2 separate regions of the Homo sapiens genome follow, and region 1 is linked to region 2. A link is a loop called in an ENCODE intact Hi-C map of the cell type or tissue named here. Cell type or tissue: gastrocnemius medialis. All regions are shown on one strand.

Region 1 (8,000 bases), 120 kb after region 2:
TTTTCTAAATAATGACTTCATCTTTTTGCTAATTTGCTTTCATTGACTCATAACACTTTATTAAATAATGTTGCTGGCCACCATCCTCTTCTCAAGAAAGTAATGATAAATCACACTTCTTTTTCTTCAAGGATCAGCAAGGGTATTGATGTAATGAAGTCCACTAGGATCACCAGTGTGTGCATGCATAAGGGTGTTCTTGGAGGCTGTAGGTGGTTTTGTTCAGATCAACACCAGACCATGAATCTGGACACTGAGTTCTGTAGACTGTGACCCCGCTGCAATTTGCTGAGCAGCCATAAGTCATCTGATCCTCAGTTTCCCCACTGATACAATGAGGAAATTGGAAAGTACCAGTGGTCTCCAGATTTTATTTTATCTGTGAAACTCCTTTGTTCAAAGAATATCTTATGTGGAAGGACACCGTAAAAGGCAGGGAAGCCTAGAGCTGCTGGGCACACACAGAGTGGGGAGGGAGGAAGGAGCCTAGAGCCAGCCGTCTCCCCTGCCTGTCCCCACCCCTGATGCATCTCAGGGCAGCCCTGGGCTCTGAGGAATCCCTCTTTTCAGATGTCACATTCTTTCAACCTTCCTGAGGAAATGATGTAAATAACTTCTTTTCTAGCTAACCAGACTTTTAGGATTTTATTTCTATATACTAAGTTTTCCGTTAGAAAAGAAAAAAAAAAACAGGGCATCAGTTTATATATTTGAGGTTTTCATTGAGAAAGCATGATGCCTGTGTGTTGTTGCTGTTACTCTTTTTTTTTTGAGATGGAGTCTCACTCTGTTGCCCAGGCTGGAGTGCAGTGGCGCGATCTCAGCTCACTGCAACCTCCGCCTCCCGGGTTCAAGAGATTCTCCTACCTCAGCTTCCCGAGTAGCTGGGATTACAGGCATGTGCCACCACGTCCGGCTGACTTTTTGTGTTTTTAGTAGAGACAGGGTTTGCACTGTGTTAGCCAGGATGGTCTCCACCTCCTGAGCTCGTGATCCACCTGCCTTGGCCTCCCAAAGTGCTAGGATTACAGGCATGAGCCACCGCGCCCAGCCTTTGCTGTTATTCTTAACTTTGCTTATCCAATTATGTGGGTTCTTATTTAAATGTTACGCTATGTCCTTGATCCACTACTTCCCACTGCCCCTGACCTAATATCTATCTCCTGGTCAATTTCTTTTTCATTTGTTCTCAACCATTCTAAATTGTGTGTGTGTGTGTGTGTGTGTGTGTGTGTGTGTAGAATTCCATTTGTACATATATGTGATTATACATGAATATAAAAACAATTTCGGAAGTTGTGTTTGCATCATGACTGTGTTTTTTAATTAGAGAGTGAAGACTGGCTTCCATTAGTTCAGAATTAGAATTCCCCAGCACATAGAACTCAACAGCAGTGAGGTACATGCAATGATTTTAGTTGGTACACGGATTTATTTTACTTTAACAGATAAATGTGTTAATAAAATATAACTGTTAAATCAATTTCATGTATAGAACTCAGATAAAAAGATATTTAATATTTTAAAAACTGCATTGATTTAAATAAAAATTACAAGCAAATAATAATCAGGTGGTGTGCAGATTTGGCCAAAATTGTGAAGATGCTACTGCCCATGCAAGTTAGAGAAACCAAATACAGAAAATTCTATGAGGCCTTATGGAATCTAGGTGATCACTTCAGGATACATAAAATCCAAATCCACAGAGCTCTGCTTTCTTTGCATTTCTCAAAGCAAGTTCTGAAGCGTGTCATTGTTCCGCTTCCTTTTTCTGTTCGTCCCTAGGTGCTATAATTATGAGCACCAGGAATGTGTTAGCACCAACTTGGAGAATGTCTAGTTCTCCGTTTAGGCAGGGCCTCCTGATACCTTGACAGGTAGGTGTGTGGAAGCCTTCCACCCCATATGGATACCTTGTCATGGGGTAGTATGAGAAACAGACATGATGTGAATATACAGGCCTTCCCCAGAACAAAACAACAAAAACAGCCTCGATCCAGGCAAAGAGGTAGCTGCTAAATAGCATACCCTCCCCCTGCCCCCACAATCCTCATATCCTGCCATCTCCAGGCAACCTCAGCAGGTCACACAGCCTCACTGTGCCTCACCTGTCAAATGGGAATCATAAACCCCCCCCTCATTGGGTTGGTATGAGGAGTGGATGAGTTTGTATGTGTAAAGTGCTTGAAACAGTGCCTGCCACATACTAAGTGTTGGATAAGTGTTTGTTATTAAAAAGAAATAAAAATAAAAATGGGATGAGTGAGAGTTTACTGTGAGGTCCCCTTAATGACTTTTGATGTACAATTATGTTTTTATGAGAGTTTTGGATTTTGTTGGGATTTTTTTTCTTTTTGGTTGTTTGCTTGCCCTCAGCATTTGGAATTTAAAATTTAGATTGCTGACCTTTTCTCTCAGTCATTTGGACATTTCATGCGTAGGCCCTGTTTTCTAGAACAAATAGTCATGCTTATGGTAATATATGGTAATATTTTGGCTACTACTAAATTCTTCTCTTGGTGAACCAGTGGCTATTTAAGGAGGCTAAGGTAAAAAGTATTATTTTTAAAAGAGACTATTCTCTTCAGTTTTAAGCTTTTTTGAAGGGAGATTTAACATCAATGTACATACATAGATATATTATTACACTTTATAATTTAGAAAAATCTTTGCTGCTTCTCTTTTAAAAAATCAGTTTTTGTTTTTCGTTATCCCGCATGATGGTCCTGAGTACACACAGTGAGACGCTGTGCCCTCTGTGACCAGCAGGGCAGGGTCTGACACCCCCTGGTATAAGACCCCTGTTTGCTGTATAGCTTGCTGGTGTCACTGCCAGCTTATTTAGGGTCCCAGCTGATTTGTGTGACCACACCAGGGCCCACTTGGTGTTGAGGCCTGAGGGGCCCCAGGAGGGAGACAACACGCCAGGGGTGTAGCTGCCCAGGTTCTCCTTTGTCATCTTCCCCTCGCCCTCCTCACCCGCTCTGCTTCCTGCGCTCTTCTGCCAACCTTTTTTTAGGTAGGACTCATTAGTCATTGAAATCATTGCTTCTTCCTGGCCATTTTCATTTTAATCCCCAGTGTGGGAGCTCCAATTTGGTCTGCCCATTGCCACGTGAAGTAGTCAGGAGCCTGTTAAGGGAATGTTCCAGGGACGACACAGGGCGTGTGATTTCAAGGGAGGGCAGAAAGTCAACGGGGGTTCCCAGATGCTCATCTTCTGACCCCTGCTGGGCCATGAGGAGGTTTCCACCACTGGTCTTTAAAATGAGAATAATAGAGTTTTTCATTAAACCAAAATCTATTTAATTCAAAAGGACTGTCTTCTATACCTGCTTTATTTGGGGGCATTAAAAACAACTCTTTTATGAAATAACTGAGGATATATAAGTAGACAGGTTTTTGTTGTTTGATCTCATTTAGTTTTTTAAGATTAACTCTGTTGAGGCGTAATTTATATACAGTGAAAGCACACATTTTAAGTGTAGTTGGATGAGTGTTGACATATGTATACACCCGTGTAACTAGCCCTCTGGTCAGGACTTGGAACTTTGCAGGCCCTCCAGAAGTTTCTGGTGGCCGTTTGCAGTCAGTGCCCATGTTCTGGCACCAAGGCAAGCACTGATCTGCCCTCTGCACCTACAGATTAGTCGTGTCTGCTCTAGCAAACCATGGAGAGGGGATCCAACGGCATTTATCTTCTGTACCTGGCTGCATTCCTTTAATGTAATGTTTTGGAGATTTACCCATGTAGCTGAGTATAACAGTAATTTGTTTCTTTATATTAATAGCATCCCACTGTATGGATATGTCACAATTTGTGTATTCATTTCTTTCCTGTTGGTGTTTGTTTTAATATTCTTACCTGATGATACAAAAGGTTATCATTTTGGTGTCGCCCCTCTCCCCACTTTGTTTTACTCCTCCCAGGAGACCCTGGGTCAGAGTATCAATTCCTGTTACCCTTGAAGCTGTACCTTCCTGCGGGTCCTAGTAGCACATCCGTCTGGGACTGTGTCTGCAGATGCATGTCCTGCTGACTGGTGGCAGAGATAGAGATGGGGTGGGGAAAGCTGAAGCAGTGCCAGTCTGGCTTCTCTCTGAGAACAGCACGTTCTAGGCTGAAAATTGCTGTGTGTCACCTGCTGGTCAGCAGAATGAAGCTGCAAAATTTGTGCCTGCGCTCAGCTGCACCTGCCACAAGTAATGCCATTAACCGGATGACAGCAGTCATCTTACAACCCCGCTTCGCATGCCTCTCAGTCACTGACACGTGGCATCAGTTACGCTGCATTATGCTTGCCATTTTCAGTTAGTTAGGACCAGAGTGGGTAAAATTTAATTTTGAAATCACATTTCAGCATAGCACAAAACACGGGCCTGGGAAATTGATGGTTAAGACGAGCAGAGACTATCACACTCATGTCATAGAAATAAGCTGGTGTTTCCAGCATTGTTTGAAATCCCTTGCATTTTAACTTACATGTCAACACGGTAACATAAAGAAATAAGCCAACACTGGTGTGTTTATTTTTTAATATTTTGTTTCCCGAGAGTTTCTATTCTTGTAAAATCTGGAAGTAATCGGCAGAAGAGTTTGTTGTCTCATCTTTTTTCTGAGTGGTCATCTGCAGTAGTGCCCCCTGCCCTGTTCTCCATCCTGTCACCAGGGGTACTCCCCTTCTTTCACAACCAAGGTCACAGCTCACAGTCGTGTTGCTTTCAGTCTGGTTATTTTCAGTCATTGTCTTGTTTGCTGATCTTCCCCTGTGGGTACAAGCTCCCAGGGCCCTTGTCAGTCTTGTATGACACAGACCCCCCCCCAGTGCCCACCCCGTGCCTGACTGGTACCAGTCACCCAGTGGATCACCCAGCAGTGTGATGCATGCTAGCCTGGCCACAGGTGCTCTCATTAGGCACAGCCTGTCTGGCGCTTCGGTGATGACTGAGTGACCGTGTGCCCTTTGTAAACTTCCCCCCCGCCCCCACCCAGCTCCTCATGCTCCATCCGCACTGATGGAGTCAGTCACTGATGAGCCATTCTGCCCCTTGCTCATCCTCGTGATGTGGCTGGTGGCTCTTAGTCATGCAGGGAGAGTGTGGGCAAGTCGAGCTTCTTGATTGTGTCCGAGTCCAAGCATGCCAAAGCCTCCCATCTTCCCTCCTCCCCACCTTCCCTCCCGCCTTCTCAGCACCACCCTCCAGCGCTCCAGTATACCCATGTCCTGGCTCTGGGCTGAGTTCAGCACCCGCAGGGTACATCTGTTTTGTCTTGGCTTTCCTTAACAGAGAGGTAGACCTCTATGCCCCCTGCCCACCCTCTGGACATTGTCCTGGCTGCCGGGCACCCTCCAGCCCCTTGCTCTTAGAAGCACGTGTCCCATTGTCATCTCCTCTAAGGAGCCTTCTGCATTCCGGCTACGCTCCGAGGTGCCCGCCTTTTCTCACATGGCTGCAGGGCATCAGCCCCATTGACCAGTATCACTTTTGTCCACTTAGAGACCCAAGAAATGCAGAACTACACACAGACAACTTAGGTCACACACATGATGTCCAGGACAAAAGCTTTCCTGATTTTAATCATCTGGGTTTTGTTTAGGTGCCATAGTAACAGTCTCCTCTTGTCTCATTCTGCTCTGACTCCTGATCAGTGGCCTGAGAAGGAGGGAGAAGCAGAGAAAACATGAGTAATGAATGATAACGAGGATGTATAACCTCACGGAAGTGTTCCAGGGAAAACTTGTCGACCATCTGCTAATAATTATCAAGTACCCCAGTCAGTGGCAGCCATTCTCCTTTCCATTGTGTGAACTTAGGTCTGTGAGCTCCCCCTTCTAATTTCAGTCAGTCTGGCCCTAGACACTTAGGGCCAAGAGATCTCATCTGCTGAGTCCTCCCTGAACTTAAAAGACCCTGAAGTGAGACATGCTAAATTGCAGAACTGCAGGGCAGCAGTTCAAATTGGATCTTGTTTTTACAACTGAAGAACCACATGGCAGGCACCGTGGGGCCAGGGACTGACAAAGTCGTGGAACAATATTAACCCGAGGCAGCAGGTGCAAACTGGTGGTGGAGGATATGGGGTTTTGTTGGCCTGAACAGATTTTTTAAATTTTGCATGAATTGTCAGTATTTAAAACTTGGGAGACCTGACATAGAAACCCAGATTTGCCAAGATCCTGTGAAAAGTCAGTAAAAGCAGGAACTAGGGCCAACATTCCTGCAAGGCAGCACTCGTAGGGCAAAACAGCAGCTCCTCTTAGGGCAGGTGTGTGCCCTCCACTTGGCCATAGACCTTGGGATTTCCTGTCATGGAGAAAATCACCTTGATGACATGGTGGCCTCCAGGGATGCTCAGAGTCCAACTGCACCGTACAGAAAGGCTCACAGAGCATTCAAAAGCACACAGAGATGTAGAGGAAGGAGGGGTAGGTGGCACCCTGATGGTGGGCTAGCAGGTGGGCCGGGTGTTCTATCTGACCCCTGGTCACAACTAGTTCATCTGTCCCCTCTCTGTCATCTCAGCCTTTCGTACTTACTATGTGCTTAAAAGGACCAGAGTGAAGTTTTAGACGAGGGGCCATGGCAGACAAAGGGTGCCCAGAGCCAGTGCACCTTCTCCATGAAAGGAAGCAGGCACAGGCACACCCAGCCAGCCACCTGCTGTGAGCAGTCCTGGGTTTCACCTGTACTTCTCCAGTAGAGCACATATGGTACCAGGATGGGACCAGGCTGGTTGTCATCAAGGCTGGTCAGTTCAGGGGAGACTTAGCTGTCATCCCAGAGGGTGCATATCATGAGGCAGCATTTCCCTCCCTTTCCGTCCCTAAGTAACATTCTCATCTGTTCCATCATGTTTGGTTTTTTAAAATTATTCTATCTTTGGCATGTCTTACAGTTTATCAACCTGTGGCCTGTATTTAACACAGCTTGCACACCTTAGGAATTTTGTTGTACCTCACAGGCTACTTGCTTACTATCCTAGATCTGTTTTGACAGATCCTATGAGATTTGCCTATACCTCATAAGCTTCTTGCTTATTTACTGGCTGTATTTAACACTAATTAGCTGCATCCATCCTCTATAGCACAATTGGATGTTCTCAGATAGTATGGTAGACTCCTGCTCTCGCTGAACATCCATGCACTGGACCGCACTGCCCTTCGTTCTTGACTGATCTCTGTAGGCAATTGCAGCTCTTCAAGGAAAGAAGCTAACATCTATCAAGCACCTTCTTTACCCAAGGCATTTTGCTAGACATTTCCACAAATTTGGAGAATGTACCAAAATGGGGGTAGTATTTGTATTTCACCAATTAGGAAATTATGAATGACTTGCCCAAGGCCACACAGCTAGTTAGTAGATCAAGATACCTAATGTTCATGTCAGGTCTAAGTGCACTGAGCCATACTTGTTCCCTTACTTACTCATTTTAATGTACCTTCCAAATATCACTACTTTCTACACATTTATAAGTTGAGGCTATATTTTAGTATTGCCCTAGAGATAATGGTCGTTTTCAAATCCTTGCCTGTTTTCAAAATCTACTGTTATTTTTGTGTATGTTTTAACTTTTTGCCTTGAATGCTGACCAAGTCATGGGTACTTTGTAAATTGGGGCTGTTGTTAAGGCTTTGGTAAACCTGAAGAATTTGATGGTAGATTGGCCTGCCAGGAAGCATGAAGAAGAAATGCCTAGAAAAATTGCAGTTTGGGAGTTCAAGCAATCACATTTGCAGTCCAAGAAATTTCTCTTTATTTGGCAGAACAGAAATAAGAGCCATTCCAGTCTATTAGATAAACTCTGTACAGATACATCTTTTGGAAATACTCCCTACTTGATAGAATATAGATGTTCAGAAAGTGTAGAGTGTTGGCGTCTGAATCTGTGCTTATTAGCAACTGATGGATTATCTCCCTGCACGTGTATTAGCACGGCCGAGACAAATGGAGTGTTGCTTATGCCATGTCCACCTAGATTTAAATCTTCAGGTTCTGTA
Region 2 (8,000 bases):
CTGAGGTGACCTGGATTTTGCCCTTGGACCTATCACTTACTAGTTGTGTGACTTTGACTAAGTTATATTCTCTCTCTTGGTCTCAGTTTTTTCAATCACAAGTGGGTAGGCTGATCTAGGTGAACTCTTGAGGATTTCTTCTGTCTAAGAAAGACTCGGATTCTTCCTTAGGAGGCTGTATAGAGGGCCCATGTCTTGGGTGCGAGGACCCTGCTGTGTTTCTCTGTTATGAAAGGTCTTCAATGAGGGCTTTCTTTTTGTCCCTTGTTTCTGGGTTTTTGTTTTGGAATACTCTTCCTTTTTGAATATGCCCTTGGAGCCCAGCCTCTATCTGGGCATTATATATTACATCTATACAGAATATTATGCAAATCATGAGTACTGCTTGGCAGATTTTCAGGAACTAAGCACACCCATACCTCCAGCAACCAGGTGAAGAAAAACACATTATTAGCCCCGAAGGAGTCCCTGCCATGTCCCCTTCTGGCAGTACTCCTCCTCCCTCCAAGGGAGACGTCTAGCCTGAGGTCTGAAAGCTTAGTGTTGTTTAGTCTGCTTTGAACTTTATCCACATGGAATGTACAGAGCACAGTCACATGTGGCTTGGTGTCAATGATGTGTTCTAAGAAACGTGTCATTAGGCAACTTTCTCATTGTGCAAACATCATAGAGTGACTTACACAGACCTAGATGGTATGGCCTGCTATACACCTAGGCTATATGGTATGGCCTATTGCTCCTAGGCTACAAACCTGTAGAGCATGTTACTCTATTGAACACTGTAGGCAGTTGGCACACAATGGTAAGTATTTATGTATCTAAACATAGGAAAGGTACAGTAAAAATACGGGGTTACTATAATCTTATGGTACCACCATTGCATGTGTGGTCCATTGCTGACTGAAACGTTATGTAGTGCACAACTGTATATTTTTTTGTTTGGCCTTATTTATTCAATATTAATTTTTTTTTAAAGTTCTGAGGTACATGTGCAGGACATGCAGGTTTGTTACATAGGTAAACATCTGCTGTGGTGATTGGCTGCACCTATCAACCCATCACCTAGGTATTAAGCCCCGCATTCGGTAGCTATTTTTCCTGATGCTCTCCCTCCCCCTGCCCCATCCGCCGCCTCCAGTCCCCAGCGTGTGTTGTTCCACTCCCTGTGTCTTCTTTATATTCACATTGTTCAACTCCCACTTGTAAGTGAGAACATGCAGTATTTGGTTTTCTGTTCCTGCATTAGTTTGTTGAGAATAATGGCTTCCAGCTCCATCCATGTCCCTGCAAAGGACCTGATGTTGCTCCTTTTTATGGCTGCATAGTATTCCATGGTGTATGTGTACCATATTTGTTCCATATTATGTTTATGAGATCTACTTATGTCTTTGTACATAGTTGTATAACACAATGTGGCTATACCATAGTTTATTCATTGTACTCGTTTTCTGTTTTGGGCTGTTAGAAATCGTGCTGCCATGAATCTTCTTAGACATGTCTTTGGTGAATGTATGCACATGTTTCTGTTAGGTGTATACTTGGAAGTAGAATTGCTGGGTTATTGAGTAGGTGTACAATAGTCCCCCCTTATCCACAGGGGATACATTTCAAGACCCCTAGTGAATGCCTGAATCCTTGGATAGTACTGAGCCCTATGTATACTATGCATAAACATATGATAATGCTTCATTTATAAATTAGGCACAGTAAGAGATTAACAACAATAGCTGATAGTTAAACAATTATAACAATATACCTGCATCATTACTCTTGTGCTTTGGGGCCATGAACAATTAAAATAAGGGTGACTTGAATACAAATGGTACACCTGTTGATCTGGTAACTGTCTACTAATAGTCTGGGGGGAAATACAGCATGGATATGCTGGAAGAAGGGTGATTTGTGTCCTGGGCGAGAAGGTGAGAGAGTTCATCATGCGACTGAGAACAGTATGAATTTTAAACTTTTGAATTGTTTCTGCCTAGAATTTTCCATTTAATATTTTTGGACCACAGTTAATGGTGGGTAACTGAAACCTTGGAAAGTAAAGCCGTGGATAAAGGGGGACTATTACATGTTTAGCTTTAGTAGATACTGAAAATAGTTTTCCAACGTGGTCATACCATTTGCATTCCCACCTGCCCTGCAGCCCGGTTGGTCTACATCCTCATGACATTCACTGTTTTTTGTCCTTTTCATGTTATGCACTCTAGTGGGTATCTAGTTGTATCACGTTATGGTTCTATTTTGAATTTCCTGAAGGTATGGAAAAAATTTTCTGTTAGTTTTAATTTGCATCATTTTCAAATGATTTGCCCTCTGACCCTTGTCATCAGGTGAATTGTCCCAGTATTTAATATCCTCAGCCTCTGGGCACTCCTCCAGCTCTCTCCTGTTCACTCCACTTCAGTTTTGCATAAACTTGCCATCCCAGTCATCTTGGAGAGCTGTCACTCACACAGTCACCACTTGTCGCAGATGCCCATCGGTACCTTCTGAGGTCCTCGGGGTATTCCATTGCCGTGGTCTGGAGCCATCCCAGCTGTGGTGAGTCTTTTGGGTTCTGCTTGCTTCATTTCCTTTCTCTCTTCCTTGTTGAGTTTGACTACTCATTCTGCTGCTCTGCTTCCTCCCCCTTTTATCTCTTTGTAGCTGTTACCTCTAAGCCATAGCTGTTTCTCTTCAGCCAGGTCAAAGTTCTTCCTGCCAAGTAAGAGAGTAATAACCATAATTATAGTAGAAAACGCCAGGCATATTTTGAATTATTTAGAGTTCTTTCTTCATCTTAGAAAACTTTTCAGCAAACATTCCCTGTAACCTAAACAAAGACCTAAAACTTACTCTGTTGGCAAATCCTCACTTACCCAGAATGTTTATGACTATCTTGGTTTAGCAATAAACCCCCTTAAATAACATGATTTCTGAACGTCTTTATTAAGAGACTTTAGATGATACTTGCTGGTTTAGGAAGTGCAGAGTCATAGTGGATGTGATTTAGTACATCTTTGATTCAGGTCAGGAGTCATCATCTAAACATCTTAAAGAGGTCTTTTACTCTATGCCGATTTCAATGCAAACCTTGTTTGTTGTTTGAGTCTTAAGGTGTCTTAACACTGTTCTCCTCAGAGTACTGTGGCACTGTGTGGCTTAAATAACTAAAGCAAGGTTTAGAGAGATCTTAGAGATCATCATCTTCATAGAACATAGAATGTTAGAACAAGGAGCCCAGGAAGGAATCCAGGCTAAACTCCTCACTGTCTTCCCCACCTTTTTTTTTTTTTAAGGAGAGAAAAAAAAAAAACCCACAAGGAAATTGAAGGCAAGAGAAATTAAATAACTTGGTCTCAGAATTTTTTAGGTAGACCCAGGGCTAGATTCTGTTTTCTCATTTCTAATCCAGTGCTCTTTAATTATGCCTTATTTACCTTTAAAAACGGTATCCAGGCCCGGCGCAGTGGCTCACGCCTGTAATCCCAGCACTTTGGGAGGCTGAGGCGGGCGGATTATGAGGTCAGGAGATCGAGACCATCCTAGCCAACATGGTGAAACCCCATCTCTACTAAAAATACATGGTGTGGTGGCACGCGCCTGTAGTCCCAGCTACTCGGGAGGCTGAGGCAGGAGGATCACTTGAACCTGGGAGGCGGAGGTTGCAGTCAGCCGAGATTGAGCCACTGCATTCCAGCCTGGCGACAGAGCGAGACTCTGTCTCAAAAAAAGTAAATAAATAAAAAAGATATTCAAACACCTTTGTTGTCATAACCGGAATGATACTTCACTTTGGTGAGGGGAATATGGCTATCCTGCATCTTTTAGAATCTAATTTTAAGATGTAAAATTTGGAGACAAGATTTAGCCCATGATATACCTAAATCAGAAACCATTCTATAATGGGCTCATTTGCATTTAAATTGTTCTCCTTTAGAGATTTTGCGAGTTGATTTTGAATAAAGGGCTTGTATTTATTATTATATTAAGCCAGATTGCTTTTTGTTAAATTTAACAAGATGTCTTTTAATGTCTGCAAAATCCTCTGACATTCCAGTCTGCTGTTAGTAAGTAAAGATATGTTTGCATTTAAAACAAAACTATTGGAGAACAAAATGATTTCTTCACTTTAACAAAACAAATGTGTCTTTTCAATGGGTTAATCTTATGAGATATTTTAAATATTGGAGTATAATACAATTGACAATTGGCAATCCCAATTATGGGAAAAGCTGTTTACCTTAAGAGCTATATATATATTCCTGTTTTATAATATGCATTTAAATACAATAGTAATGGGAATAAATGTTGTTCTACAGACTGCGTTTTAGTTTCTTAACACTAGATGTCACTGTAGATAGGAAAACACGCTCTGCCTGTTTGTATTTGTTGCAGGGCCCTTGGTAGTGGAGTTGTCTGAAGACGTGACAGATACCACTGTCAATACCATGGAATTGGGCCTGGTTGCTGATAATTACTGGATGCAGAATCTGTGTGAGAGATAAATTGTGCAGAATTTAGTATAAGTAATCATTCAGCTGGAATGTCTTCTTGTAGCTAGTTTGAGAATTGCTGCAGAAAGATGAAAATGCATCTTCACATTTCTGGAGTTCTTTTAAATAATTTTTCTAATCTTGCTTCAAGAGCAGAGTACCAGGGTAATATCTTACAGCTAAAAGGTTTTTGAAAATTGGGTCTTAGGTAGTCATTTTGATTAGCTTGCTATTAGAAAGCTTTTTGTGTCATTTACTTGTATTTGCCACTTAAAAGACTTTTCTTGTAATATCATTTCTTCTTTTACCTCTCATTTTCCTCATCTTCAACTGTGGAAGTTCTTAAGAGAATTAAAATGTACAATTCCTTGTACAATTATTTCTGTCATCCTTCGTTGTACATTTGGTAACGTCCACTCTAGCCAAGTAACCTCTGCGTTGGTTCCCGGCTGATCTGTGGAGCCAAGAATCTTCATAGATATTCAGATCGAATTTCTCCCAGCTCCTTCCTTGTTTACACAGAAACAGAAAGAATGTACTGTCACAGTTAGTGGTTGAGAAGTGGTGGAGAATATCAGTTAAGGACATGAACTCTGGAACCAAATTCTATGTAATCCAGTGCTGGCTCTGCTGGTTGCTGGCTGTATGACCTTGGGTGACTTAACCTCCCTGCACTTCAGCTTCCTGATGGGTAAAATGGGGATAATAGTACCTAACTCATCGGGTTGTTATGAGAATAAAATGAGTTCTTTGTGAAAGCTTTGAAAGCAGTGCCTGGCACACTAAATACTCTTATGTCAGTGCTTGTTAAATAACTTTAGGTTCAGGCACTCTATGGGAACTTTTACAAATGCTAAATTCTTTGAAGAATATTCAGTTCGAGATGAAGAAAAATATTTCTGAAACTTAAGAGTAATGTTTTTCTCTTGTGAAAGAACTGGAGACAAACTATGATGGTCATTATTGTCACTTCATTCATTCATTTAACTTTTATCGAACACTTGCTTGGTGAGAGGTGTTGTGTGAAAATGAATAAGACTCTTTTTGTCTGGTAGAGAAACCAAACATAAACAGATAATGAAATAAATTGTTGCAGGTGCTAATTAATAAGAGTTAACTGGATCAGGGAGTGCATTTGGCTGCAAGAGCAACCTGAGAAAACATATCCTAAGGCAGTTAGAAGTTGTCTCTGTTTTTCCCTCACCAAAAACTACAGAACTAGGCTGACTGCTGGTGGCCTGGGTTTAGTGGTACATAGTTGCCAGAGCTGAGGTCTATGTAATTCTCTTGGTCTCTCCCTTATGGTTTTGAGACATTTTTGTGACCACATCATCACATCTAAAATTTGTCAGGAAAAATGGGGAAGGGCAAAGGAGTATATGTTAGTTGAGTTTACTCCTCTTTTAAGCCCCGCTCAGCAACTTCTATTTATATTTCATAGCAGACCTATGCCACATGATGCTTCTTGCTTGCAAGGAAGGCTAGGAAGTTGTTTCTTCAGCTGAGTATATTGCTGTCCTCAATAAAACTAACTTTCTGTTCATAAGGAAGGAAGGGAAAGCAGGAGGCTATCCTGAGCATAAGCGCTTGCTATGTGCCAAGCACTGCCCTAAGCACTTCACATGTTTATGTACATTGGAATTGCATAAAAATCCTGCAATGTACAAATTCGTTATTCTATGTTAGGAAACAGAGGCTGGAGCGGGTAAGAAACTTGACACAGCTAGTAAGTGCCAAGGCCTGCTGAAGGCCAGTGTTAGGATTGGTGGGGTCACAAAGGGGGGCGTGGTCAACAGGTTAGATATTTTGGAAGGTGACAGCAAGGATGTCAGGAGGGGTTCAGAGAGAGTTGACCCGGAGGGTAGCCATGGAAACACATAGATGTTAAGAGTCCTGCATTGGGCAAGAAGGACTTTCTGATGGCCTGAGTTCAGAAAACTCTATTACCTGAGGAGGTGGAGCTTTTGGGAACACTGAGTGAGCTTGGAGCAGCAGGGAGGGAGGAAGGAGATGCCAAGGCTGGAAAAAGAGCGTGGATTAGATCATGTCAGAGCTTAATTTCCCCATTAAAGTTCTTACTGCTTCATTATTGCTTCGGGAAAAATACTCAGAGCTCATTTACATTCTGGACATTTATTCTGAAGACATTTTTCCAGTTTAGTTTCATTATCTGAGCCATCAGTATTTCTTTTGAAGTGTCTAAGTACTGTATTGAAATTTCTTATTCGTTTCTCTCATTTCACATTGAATTAATGACACAGAATGAATTCAAAATGGATGGAGTCTTAGAGCTGATCTTATCCTACCTTGTCATATCATAGTTGGGAGAATCCGAGGTCTGCACACACTGCATTCCTTACTTAGTGATCTTTGGGATTACATAGGGAGTTAGGGTCCAAGTTGAGGTGGGAATATAGTTTTCTGGCTCCTGGTCCAGCGTCCTTCCTATACTAGCATTTCTCAAAGTGTCTACTCTAGTCCCTGCGATCTCTTCCATGGGGTACTAACATTCATTTAATAACTTGCAATTTTATGTTTAATATGTATCCTCCCCAGATTCTAGTTCCAGTCCCTTAGTTCAGTGCCTGTCACACAGCAGACCCTTGGGAAATGTTTGTTGAGGGACTGTTTTAGTATTAATATGGTTCTGTAAAGGGAGAGAAAAAGAAATCCTTTCTCAAATAAGTCTGGGAAACATCACATTAAGCAAAATTTAGCAGGCCTGTTTATAAAAAGTTGGGAGAGCCTTTAAGATGCTCTTGTGCTCTGTGGCTCTAAGTTTGATGAGTAGAGGGGCCTGCTTGCTCCAAAGTTCCTTGTGTTCTGAGGACTTCCGTTGGGTTTTAAGCTAAATGCTCTTTTGCGGTTTTGGTGTCCAGGACTTAAGAAGACTTGTAGCCTGAATGGATTCCTTATAACAGAATTGCTTTTTATTCTTTGTAGGTTACCATTTGGTCTTTTCCTATTAAAATGGTGAACAATTTTTCTGCTAAAAAAACCTGTCTTAGAAGATAGTGGCATTCTGAAAAATGATTGATGTGCTTAGTTTCTCAGAACCTAGATATGGTTTTTATCCTCTGAGTATTGATATTCCTCATGGCTAGTTTCTAAGGTTGGTCTATCAAAGTCTGTTTAACTCAAAACAAACGGTATGCTCTTAGGTAATGACTTTCTCAATACTTAGAGAAGGGATTGGCATGGTAGTGGCACATAGAATAGGTTGACAAGGGCAGAATGCAAAGTCAGTAGGCAGGCGGTCAGTCAGCCGAGAGGTTTGTTCTCTGAACACAGTGTAGTGAGAGCGCGTGGCATGACGTTATCATGGGAAAGTTGGTAATGCTGTGATATCAATGATAATGACACCATTCAGGAAGTGTTTCCACAGGGTGTGTGGGAGTCTCTCTGTTCCTGAAATGGGCTTGGTCCTTTTACTTTTTTTTTTTTTTTTTTTTTTTAATTTCAGATGCTTTGGAAGGCTTTACCTTTATACCAGTACAGTTACATGACGTTAGGGTTATG

The links. Peaks named below come from ENCODE experiments on the same cell type or tissue, not always from the same donor. Only the 100,000 strongest peaks of a DNase experiment are listed, where the experiment ranks them.
Region 1: it touches region 2 in a loop (14-fold over the local background); 10 of 110 quality-filtered maps call a loop at or near these places.

What each region holds. Positions count from the first base shown.
Region 1 is chr20:16,347,717-16,355,716 of GRCh38, reverse strand. All of the region lies in intron 23 of KIF16B (kinesin family member 16B), which reads left to right. Among named protein-coding and RNA genes, the nearest start is that of KIF16B, 220 kb to the left of the region's middle. In gastrocnemius medialis, no CTCF peak of the experiment used is centred here; DNase peaks (open chromatin) are centred at 3,146, 4,146, 5,006 and 5,996; H3K27ac peaks cover 4,186 bases.
Region 2 is chr20:16,472,490-16,480,489 of GRCh38, reverse strand. The region is part of intron 12 of KIF16B (kinesin family member 16B); the gene reads left to right. Among named protein-coding and RNA genes, the nearest start is that of KIF16B, 97 kb to the left of the region's middle. RefSeq lists silencers at 472-766, 4,301-4,536. In gastrocnemius medialis, a CTCF peak has its summit at 4,334 (motif pointing right); no DNase peak of the experiment used is centred here; H3K27ac peaks cover 2,298 bases.